Linked DNA regions of Homo sapiens: region 1 is linked to region 2. Evidence: chromatin loops called from intact Hi-C (ENCODE). Cell type or tissue: ovary. All regions are shown on one strand. Links, peaks and the distances in the headings refer to the core of each region. The heading gives the core; the rest is flanking DNA.

Evidence for each region. Peaks named below come from ENCODE experiments on the same cell type or tissue, not always from the same donor. Only the 100,000 strongest peaks of a DNase experiment are listed, where the experiment ranks them.
Region 1: it touches region 2 in a loop (2.5-fold over the local background); 15 of 110 quality-filtered maps call a loop at or near these places.

The regions. Positions count from the first base shown.
Region 1 is chr9:134,776,098-134,781,462 of GRCh38, reverse strand. COL5A1 (collagen type V alpha 1 chain) reads right to left here. Exons shown (of 66, transcript NM_000093.5): 28 at 1,317-1,361. Among named protein-coding and RNA genes, the nearest start is that of MIR3689C, 71 kb to the left of the region's middle. RefSeq lists enhancers at 2,807-3,066, 2,621-3,230 and a silencer at 3,743-3,888. In ovary, for the core only: no CTCF peak of the experiment used is centred there; a DNase peak (open chromatin) is centred at 2,435.
Region 2 is chr9:135,409,767-135,415,131 of GRCh38, reverse strand. No RefSeq gene overlaps it. Among named protein-coding and RNA genes, the nearest start is that of PPP1R26-AS1, 60 kb to the left of the region's middle. In ovary, for the core only: a CTCF peak has its summit at 2,373 (motif pointing right); a DNase peak (open chromatin) is centred at 2,361.

The DNA of each region.
Region 1 (5,365 bases), core at 304-5,303, 630 kb after region 2:
CGGGATGGAATTCTGGGATGGGGACCCTGTGTTCGTAAGGCCCTCGTGTTCCGAAGCCCCGACGGGCTCCACGTAGAAAGCAGTGCTCTTGGAGAGGCCAAACTGCTCAGCTTTCCCGGATGAGGACTTAGGATTCCGCTGTGCGGATGCCCTTGGGAAGGAGCCGAGATGGCACAGGCTCAGGCCTCCTGGCCGGTCCTCCCACAAGGGCAGACACTAAGAACAGAAACCAGGGACCAGCACGCTCAACAAACTCCGTGGAACAAGAGCGTTCCTGCTGCCACATCATTTCTGATCCAGTTGTGGCCACTCAATGCGTCCCCTCGGGAATGGCTTTAAGGCCGGCAGATTTCACAAGAAAGGATCCAAGCGACATCTTCGACAGGTAGCAAATAAGGAGTCTCGGCACGTGGACCATCACGCCAGCACCCGCACTCCAGCCCCGCAGGCCGCCGTGGCCAGGGGAGAGCCCAGAGTCTGCCCAGCAAAGGGGACCAACATGCCTTACGGAAAGCAAGTATTGCATGGCTACACGGCATGGCAGGGCGAACCCACAACAGAGCGTGAGGCCACGGTGGGGAGGGTGGCACGGTGAGGCCGCCCCTGAGGCCTAAATCTGTGTCATAACTGGGCCTTGGATTTGGCTCTGAGCTTCCTTCCACCACAGTGAGAAGAGAAAGGTGGCCGGCCACGCAGCTCCATGTGGCTCAGGCTGTCGCCGCTGCAGGCTGCACCCAAGCTTCTGACTCTGGCAGGCATGCATGGGGGTGTAGTTTAGCTTTGTCTTCACCACAGTGATCTGCTTAGGCCTGACCTGCCCCCACGGACCATGGCCAATGGCACGGCCTCTCTCCCTCCCTGCCTGGCTCTGCTGCACACTGTGAGTTTCTGCAGCTTGGGCTGCCCAGGGATGAACATCTAACAACTAAGTGGACCCTCGTGCCAGCGGCCATGCAAGGCGGCCCACCTGGGAGTGGGGAGGGTGACAGGTGTCCACTGGCCCCTGCAGGCACGTGGGGGGCCGTGTGTTGTCTCTGGGGCCAAGGCCTTCTCCTTGTGCAGAGACACAAACCCTGGACCCACTCAGCTCTGCTAGGAGATGTGCCCCTGGGGACCCGAGGGCCTATCCTCAACTTACTCTTCTTCCGTCTGCAAACAGAGACACTTTCCACAGAGTGGCATCCATCCCCCTCAGTACTCAGAGGCGACATCCACCTCAGCTGGTTTCATGGAAGAAGCATTGTGGGAGGGCCCCGCTGGCTGGAATTCGGCTCCGGACTAAGCAGGGGGCCCCGTGGCTGCAAGGAGAGACTTACCTTCTCGCCCTTTGTGCCCTTCAGACCACGGATGCCATCGGCCCCCTGTGCGGGTGGGAAAAGAAAAAGGAGTGAATGGTTACAAGTCTCAGCCTTTCTAGAGCTGTCGCAGGCGTGTCAAGACAGGCTGAGCTCGCTGAAGCTGACAGATGAGGCCAGCGCCCTGCCCTCAACACACTTCCTCCCATATGTCCCCCTGTGGCCTCAGGAGGCCCAGCGTGTCCACAATTCCTGGGCTGACTCCACTGACTCCTGTTCTTCATGCAAAGACCCAAACCCATCCCCCACCTTCCAGCCCAAGCTCTGGACCCGCCCTTCCAAGGGCCCACACCCGGCAGCCAACACACCCCTCCTGCTTCCCATTATAGCATCATCTTCTAGAAACACCCCCACCTTTCAGAGGTTTGGGGAGGAAGCAGGAGGTGAGGTCTAAGGCAGACTTGATTAGGTCCCAGCTCCCCCTCCATGGCCTCTGACAATGCCCCAGACTCCTGCGTGCCTCAGTTTCCTCATTTGGGAAGTGGAGAGGACGACAACCCTTACCTCGTTACCACTGTTGGGAGGGAAATGCCTGCTAAGCTCTCAGAACAGCACCTAGCACCCAGCACACAGCAGGTGTCAATAAACAGAAGCCCAGTGCCATGTATTTCAACTCCGTGTTAACATGAAGAGATGATACTGTGATATTACTAATGAATGATGATAACATATTTATTGCAGTTGTCATGAGTTCAGGACACACCATCCCACCTCCCTGCTGAACAGGAGTTTCTGGGACGGGGCCCAGGACTATTTCTCTGACACTCTCACTGTGCCAAGCGCCTGGGGCAGTGGAGGTAAATCTGTGGGGTGGAATTACGCAGCCACACCCTTGCTGTTAATGTCTTTGACTTCAGCCCTCCCAGCAGGGTGACTTTTAGCTAGAGAGACTACCTCGGGCTACCTCAGGCCACCTGCCCGTGGGACTTGAGAGAGAGAGAGAAGCCACACTGCCCCCGGCACCGGGATTCCAGGCTGAGGCTGAAGCCGGGGCCACAGAGCACTGGAGGACGCAGGGCCTGCCGGCTGCCCTCTGGTGGTCAGAACTTCCCACATACTTGGCAGTTCTGGCCTTTCCCCAGGTCCTGGAGAGGGAGGGGCTCTGGGAAGGGATGGAGACACGGAGGAGCTCCTTTCTGCAGAGGTGGCTGGCCTTGGGCTGCGTGCCCTGGCTCTGCCAAGGAGCTGCGGATGTAACTGCAGAAACGCCTTCCACTCCAGTGCCAGCTGCAAGGCACTTCCAGCCACGCAGACAGGGCAGCGGCGTGGTTGCCCTGAACCATAATCACTGGAGGATTTGGAGCACCGGAGACAAGCAAGAGTTCTGCCACTACACCTGCAGGCACCATTGCTGAAGTCATGTCTGCTTCACACCTGGCCGCCACCACTAGTGGAGAGGCCTGGGACACCTCCCTCTACGCCCAGCACAGGGCGGAGGCAGCCGGGAGGGCAAGGTGGGCTCGGAGCAGCTCTGGTTCGTCTGGCCTGGCACTTGGCACACTAATGTGGGCCAGCATGGAGCGCCTTGGGGGGACAGGGCACAGCTCAGAAACAGCACTGGCCCAAGCAGGGAGGCCGACTCCAAACAAGCCTCTCCTACGCTAGTCTCTACCCCAGCCTGAGATGGGACATGGACCTCAAGATGGAGAGGAAGCGCCGGACAAACACAGCTTGCGTATTCCAGGGCTGAGTGGGAACGACCAGCCAAGCCGCGAGGAGGCTCAGAACAGCCTGCTGCAGGCCACTGCCCCCACTGAGCACAGCACGCGCTTGGCAGCACCTGTGGGCCCGGGCAGCCCAGGAAGGTGAGAAGTGACTCAGCTGGGCCAGCTGCTGAGAGGCGAGTGGTTTCTAAGCACTTGGTGGTGTTTTTTTCCTAGCAGATGCCTTCTTCCAAAGCAATCCTGGCTGGAAGCCCCCAGAGTTTTGAAAAGAGAACAGGTAGGGCCACGCTGGCTGACACAGAGCTGGGGGCCCCAGAAAACCACCTGCCGTCTCACCACGGCGTGGCATCGCCTCAGAGACAACAGCCCCAGAACCCCACCAAGAAGGGCTTTTTAGGAGATGAGCTACTTTCTTTTCTTAGGGCAGTTTTGAGTCCTCACCATACTTGCAAAATAGAAGAGCAACTTTGGATTCTGCTTATTTCCTCTGAAACGCACAGGAAAATCGCAGGTGTGGCTGAGAATACAATCAGGGTTGAGCCTGCTCAGCAGCGTCTGATCCTGAATGCAAGGTGATGTCCAGCTGCCCCTCCCTGCCCTGAGTCCTGGGGGACTGGGTTTGTGTGGCTGGCATTATTTCCCAGGAGCACTAAACTCCCTGGCACAGCACCCGGGGGCATTGGCACCAGCTCTCCTCCCTCTGGCTGGGCAGGCTGGGGGACGCTGCTGCTCCCTCCCTGCCCATGCCCTGCTGAGAGCAGGCAGGTAGGACCGCAGCCTCCTGAGACCCCTCTCGGTCCTACAGTTCTACCGTTTGAGGATCCCCATCGGAGGAATGGGACCAACTAGACAGAACCAGCCGCAGCCTCCTGAGACCCCTCCCGGTCCTACAGTTCTACCGTTTCAGGATCCCCGTAGGAGGAATGGGACCAACTAGACAGAACCAGCACTTCCCAGGGCTTCTTGGCCACGGGGCTGTTGACATTGGGGCTGCTGTGTCCGTGGTGGGGTGAGCAGCACCTCCCATTAGAGGGCACTCCCCAGTCATGCAGGAAGTGGCCCTGGCTGGGAAGGGCTGGATTGGGGCATCCGTGACTCGGCCGGCCAGCCGCCCCGGGAAGGAGCACTCAGGAGCTGCAGCACGGCTGGGACCAGATGTGCGCACAGCCCAGAGAGGGACAGGCTTTCGCCCAAGGCCTGGATGTGAACTCATATTTGGGGCCTCCTGGCAACCCCCTAGCAGCTGGGGGCTAAACGAGGGGTGGATTTGACTCTGCTGACAGTCAAGCTTAAACAGGTGCCCCTTCAGACGTGCAAGGCAGAGGGAAGCCTGGAGGTGGGCTAAAGGTCAGTGAACTCAAAGGAACACGAGCCTGCTGTGGCCTGAATGTCTGTGTCCACCAAAAACTCATATGGTGAACCCCAATACCTGAGGCAATGGAACTAGGAGGTGGGGCTGTGGGGAGGTGACTGACTGGGTCACAGGGTGGAGCCCCTGTGATTAGGATTATGCCTTTACCAGAGGCCCCAGGGTGCTCGTCCCCCCTCTTCTGCTATGTGTGGACACAGTGAGACGGGACCATCAAGGAACTAGACAGCAGCCTTCCGCAGACACTGCATCTGCTGGTGCTGTGATCTTGGAATTCCCAGCCTCCAGGACTGTGAGAAATAATTCCCTGTTGTTTACAAGCCACCCATTTTAGGGTCTTTTGGTTATAGCAGCCCCACTGGACTAAGAACCTTTTCCTGGGAAGAAGGTAGGGCTTTGGTGGAAAATAACGGGCCCCCTCTCACCAAGGACTATTCACCTCAAATGGCGGCAGCTCGGCCCACGCAATCCCACGCCCTGCCACCATCACTGCCACCCGGGCCAAACTCGTGAGGCGCCGACACCACTCACATTTCCAAATGCACAGGAGTATGAGAAACTTTTTCCCCGATGAAAATAATTTTAAACCTCGGTTTTCCTTCCACCCTCTGCTTCCAAGTCTAACTGGATTGCTCATGTCATGAATGAATTTTAATCAGATAGGCAAGATAAGAGCATTCTCCATAAACATTTTAAAGCAAACACCTTTTTAGCTCACAGAAGCAGCGTTATGCAATTAGCCATGTATGGGAGTTGGCAGAGGCTTCTGCTATGCGACAGGAATTTGTAAAATAAACATGCTATAGAACTCACATAATCAGCATTTCTACTAAATTATCACCCTTATAAAATTCGCTAGGCATTTTGCTGGTAGAAGCTGGCTTTAGGGAAAAACCTGACTCGCCTAAGGCTCCCAACCGTTGGGAGGTCTCTCTTCAATACCTCGTGAACTTGGAAGGTCCTCATTCCTGGGAAAT
Region 2 (5,365 bases), core at 299-5,298:
TTTTGTTTGTTTTTGAGATGCAGTCTCACTCTGTCGCCCAGGCTGGAGTGCAGTGGTGCGATCTCGACTCACTGCAACATCTGCCTCCCAGGTTCAAGCAATTCTCTTGCCTTAGCCTCCTGTGTAGCTGGGATTACAGGTGTGTGCCCCCACGCCCAGCTAGCTTTTTGTATTTTTAGTAGAGATGGGGTTTCACCATGTTGCCCAGGCTGGTCTCGAACTCCTGACCTTAGGTGATCTGCCTGCCTTGGCCTCCCAAAGTGCTGGGATTACAGGCATGAGCCACCGCCCCTGGCTTCGCACACCTTTTTCCTTTGTGTCTGGGGGGCGAGAGGGATCAGCTGTGGACACTAGGATGGGTGTTGGGATTCAAAGACCCCCAAGTAACCTGGAGCTCCCCTAAAAGCCACCACAAGCTTCACAGCTGGGTCCTTGCTAGACAGAGCCCTGCAAGGGATGGAAGCACTGTTTTAAAAAATTGGGGTAAAGTCCACATAACATAAAATTAACTGTTTTTACAGACCACTTTATTGAGGTAGAACCGATGTCTGAGAACCGCACGTATTTAAAGTGGATGATTGGATGAATCATTTTCAGGTGCACAGCTTGGGGGTGTTTAGACATTCATGGTGTTGCGTAACCACGACCTCCAGCTAGTTTCAGGACGTTTTCAGGCCTCCAGGCCGAAGCCCCGTCCCTATGAGGCAGTGGCTCCCCACTCCTGGCCCCCACAGCCCCGGGAAGCTCTGTTCCCTCTGTCTCCGTGGATTTGTTCACTCCTCACATGTCGTGGAAAAGGAATCACACCACGTGTGTCCTCTTGTAACCGGCCTCTTCCACTTAGCGTAATGTTTTCATGGCCCAGAATTTCCTTTCTTTTCTGGCTGAGTAATATCCCACTGTATGGATGGACCACACGCTGTGACCACATTGCTCTGTGGATGGACATTTGCAGGGGCATTGTGAACAATGCTGCCAGGAACATGTGTGTGCAGGTTTTTGCTGGAATGCCTGTTTTCAGTTCTTTGGGGAAAGCACTTTTCATTTTTTAATGAGAAACCACTGGTCAGCGTAGGGGATGGCTATGAAGGGGGACGTCTCTGCCTTGTTTAAAAGAGAAAGAGGAACAGAATCCTCACCACAACCCCCGGCGCACTTTTTTGAGGAAAGACTAGAACCTTTTGCAAAATCTCCAAAGGAATCAGTTTTGTGTGGATGGACGTGCCGGAAGGAACCAATGATTCCCGTCCATCTTCCAACCCATGGGGCAGGGCCTCAGCTGGGTGTGGACAGAGGCTGCCCATGGCTCCTGTTGGCCCCTGGGTGACCGCAGGCCCCTCTATGGGGAGTCGTGGGGATAAAGCATCCGTGAGCTTAGAGGCCCTGCAAGGGCCTCTTCAAGGACCCTTCTTCTGGAAGCAGAAGGCCCTCCGTGGGGAGGGGTCACTGTCATCCCCGAATCCGGCTGGACCCTGTGGGCTGGAGGTGGCCACGCCGGGTGGCCCTGTGGCCTGTCCCCTAAGAGAGGCAGTGAAGCCTGCTGTGCAACGCAGGGGCCTCTCGGATCAGGCAGGCAGTCCCGGTGCAGCGTGGGAGCCGGGCCGCAGACCTCCCGACCTGCGTGGGGTTGGAGGCTGCCGGGCAGCTCTAGCGGGGGTTCTGGGGAACCAGCCACCTCTCCAGCGACTGCACCACCAGGTCTGCGCCAGTGGCTTCATGTATTTAGGTCCCTGTGCTGTGGAGTGAATTATGTCCCCGGGTTCAGACCTTGGCTCCCAGACCCTGTGTGGCTATTTGGAGACAGGGCCTTTGGAGGTGATGCAGCTCAGTGAGGTTGTAAGGGTGGGCCCCGATCTGACAGCGTTAATGACCTTCTCGGAAGAGGAGGGGAGGCCAGAGCTCTCCCCCTGCGCATCCCGGGAAAGGCTGCGTGAGGACGCAGTGGGGCAGCCGTGAGTCTGCAATCGTGGGTCTCACCAGACCTGGAACCAGCTGGCCCCTTCATCTAGGACCTCCCGGCCTCCAGAACGGTCAGAACTGAATGTTTAAGGCCCTGGTCTGTGGCGTTTTGTTGTGGCAGTCTGCGCTGACTGAGAAAGAATCTTCCAGAAAGAACCTCGGGCAGCTGAGTCAGTCAAATTACCTCAGTTTCCCCACAGCCGAGAAGGACCCCACCCCACCATTCAGAGCTGCTTTTAGCATCTGACACTTTGTGCCCCGCGGATATTCCTGCATTACTTCGGATCTGAACACCAGGTGTATTACGTGTTTTCATCTTGGTGCCTGGGTTTTCCGGCGTCCACCTGGCTCCTTCCTGCAGAAATGCCGGCTCCGCCCGCTGGGTGCCAGGGTCCCTCCACCGAACGCGCTGGGCGCAGGGCCGCGAGCGTCCAGCAGGGGGCGAGCGCGCGCTTCCCGGAGCGGCGGGGAGCCGGTGGGTCAGGCTGAGACGCGCGGAGAATCAGCCGCAAACCCCTCGCCCGGCCCGGGAGGCTGCGCTGGGCTCGCGAAGGCCTGGAAGCTTCCCCGTTCTTTCTTTTTTTAATTTTATTATTATTATACTTCAAGTTCTAGGGTACATGTGTACAACGTGCAGGTTTGTTACATATGTATACATGTGCCATGCTGGTGTGCTGCACCCATTAACTCGTCATTTAGCATTAGGTATATCTCCTAATGTTATCCCTCCCCTCTCCCCCCACCCCACAACAGGCCCCGGAGTGTGATGTTCCCCTCCCTGTGTCCATGTGTTCTCATTGTTCAATTCCCACCAATGAGTGAGAACATCTGCGCTGACCTATGGCTTCTTTTTGGAAAAAAGTGCATTCAGAGGCCAGGCACGGTGCCTCACGCCTGTAATCCCAGCACTTTGGGAGGCCGAGGTGAGTGCATCACTTGAGGTCAGGAGTTCGAGACCATGCTGGCCAACATGATGAAAACCCGTCTCTACTAAAAATACAAAAATTAGTCGGGCGTGGTGGCGGGCACCTGTAATCCCAGCTACTCGAGAGGATGAGGCAGGAGACTCGCCTGAACCCAGGAGGCAGAGGTTGCAGTGAGCTGAGATTGTGCCATTGCACTCCAGCCTGGGGGACAGAGCAAGACTCCATCTCAAAAAAAAAAAAAAAAAAGTTCTGTCAGGCCAGACGCGGTGGCTCACACCTGTAATCCCAGCGCTTTGGGAGGCCAAGGAGGGAGGGTCACTTGTGTCCAGGAGTTTGAGACCAGCCTGGGCAACATAGTGAGATCCACATCTCAATAAATAAATAAATTAAATAAATAAATAAATAAATAAATAAATAAATAGGCAAGCCGGGTGTGATGGCGAAGACCTGCAGTCCCAGCTACTTGGGAGGCTGAGGTGGGAAGATCACCCGAGCTTGGGAAGTGGAGGCTGCAGTGAGCTGTGAGTGTGCCACTGCACCCCAGCCTGGGTGACAGAATGAGACCCTGTCAAAAAAAAAAAGTGCTTTCACAGTTTTCTTATTTTTATCGATCCACCCTGTGTGGGAGGGGTATTGCCACTGGAAATGGGGCTGGTCTGCCCTGGGATGTGGTGTTCTGGTATAAAGACCAGGTCCTATTTTGAAGACTTAGTAGAAAAACAAATGCAAAAAAATCTCATTAATAATTCTTTATATTTGAGTATATTGGGTTTAACAAAAATACATTACCAGGATGAATTTCCGCTGCTTTTTTTTTTTTTTTGCCTCCTTAAATGTGGCTGAGCTGTGTTTCCGCTGGACAGCCCCAGGCCCCGGAACGCAGATTCGCAGAGGTGGTGTTTCACCGCCTGGTGGAGCTGAGAGGGTTTCCTGGATCGTGCCGGGAGGGCTCAGCACTCGTTGGCGTTTCCCGTTGGTGCTCCCAGGGCTCAGCTGGCTTGGGGTCCCACAGTATTTCCCTGATTCCCTGACTCCCACCTGACCTCCCACATGGGTGTCTTGGGGAAGGAAGGAACGCACCAACCCCTGGTGACCAGAGGCCGACTCTGGAACTGCTCCTTGAAATCGGTGCACCGGGCAGCCCCTCCTCCAGGTTTCAGTTTGGTTTTCAGGTGGGGGTCACCAGGGCCGTCTGTCCATGGAGGCCACAGGCGGCTGCAGGCAGGGCCTGCCGCAGCTGCAGCCCGGGCTGTGGTGCACCCAGTGAGCTTGGCTCTGGACTTACAAGCTTCCTGAGGTTCGCCCTGCCCTGGGTAGGCTTTCAGTCTAGGAGAAGACCCAGGTGAGGAACAGAGAGACATTAATACTGATAATAAGAATAATTTTAGCTAAAATCTGTTGCCCACCTAAGATGTGCCAGACCTGGGCTCAGCCTTCACCACATCATCCCTTTCAGTCCTCGGTCACCTCAGAAGCTAGATTTCGAGACCCTTGGGACCTGCTGCTCTCCAGGGGAGGGAAGGGAGACCCTGGGCTCTGAAGGGCCTGCCTCTTCCTGGATCCACAGGGTTTTCCAGAGCTGCTGCAGCGAGGAGGGCAATGCCTGGGGCTTTGTGGGTGCCACTCGGGGAGCCTGGGTTTCTTAGGGAACAGCTGGAGTTGGGGTCTCACTGGGGGCTGTGAGTCAGCTCGGGCGGCCACACCAAAATAACCCCAGGCTGGGGCTCAAACAACACACATTTATTCTTGCAGTCCTGGAGGCTGGAAGTCCCGAATCAAGGTGCTGGTGGGCAGGGCTGGTTTCTCTGGAGTCTCCTCACCTTGGCTTGCGGAGGCTGTCTTCCTCCTGTGTCCTCACAAGATCATTCCTCTGAGTGTCTGTGTCTTCATCTCTTCTTGTTATGAGCTCCCCAGTCCTGTGGGATTAGGGCCCACCCAAAATCACCTCATTGTACCTTAATGACCTCTGTAAAAATCCTGTCCCCAAACGCAGCCACATTCTGAGCTGCTGGGGGACAGGGTGCCAACCTAGATTCAGCCCAGAACCAGAAGTGTGGTCCCAGGAGAGTGAGAGTGAGGGGGAAGGGAGTGAAGCAGCGGGGTGGGGAGGCCAGTGTGTGTGTGGGATAGAGGTGGTGGCTCAGCAGGCGTCCCCACACGGCCTGGAACCCCTGGAACCATCCGTCCCAGAGAGGCGGGGCAGTCTGCCCTCTGCTCGGTCCTGTGTCCTGTGGGTCAGAACTCACCCCGCGGGAATTGACTCCCTGCTTTGGCAGCTCCCTGGGAAGCCAAGCCTCGTGCCCTGCAGTGTGGGAGTTGGTCAGTCAGTCTGGAAGGGGCAGAGACTTACTTATGGGTGGTGGGCCTCGGGGTGGCCGCTCAGCCTAAACAGCCGGGGCAGGGCTGGACGGCCATGGGGTCTGAGGGTGGGTGTCTGTGCTTGGCTCAGTCCTGGGCCTCCTGCCCTGCTCAGAACCATG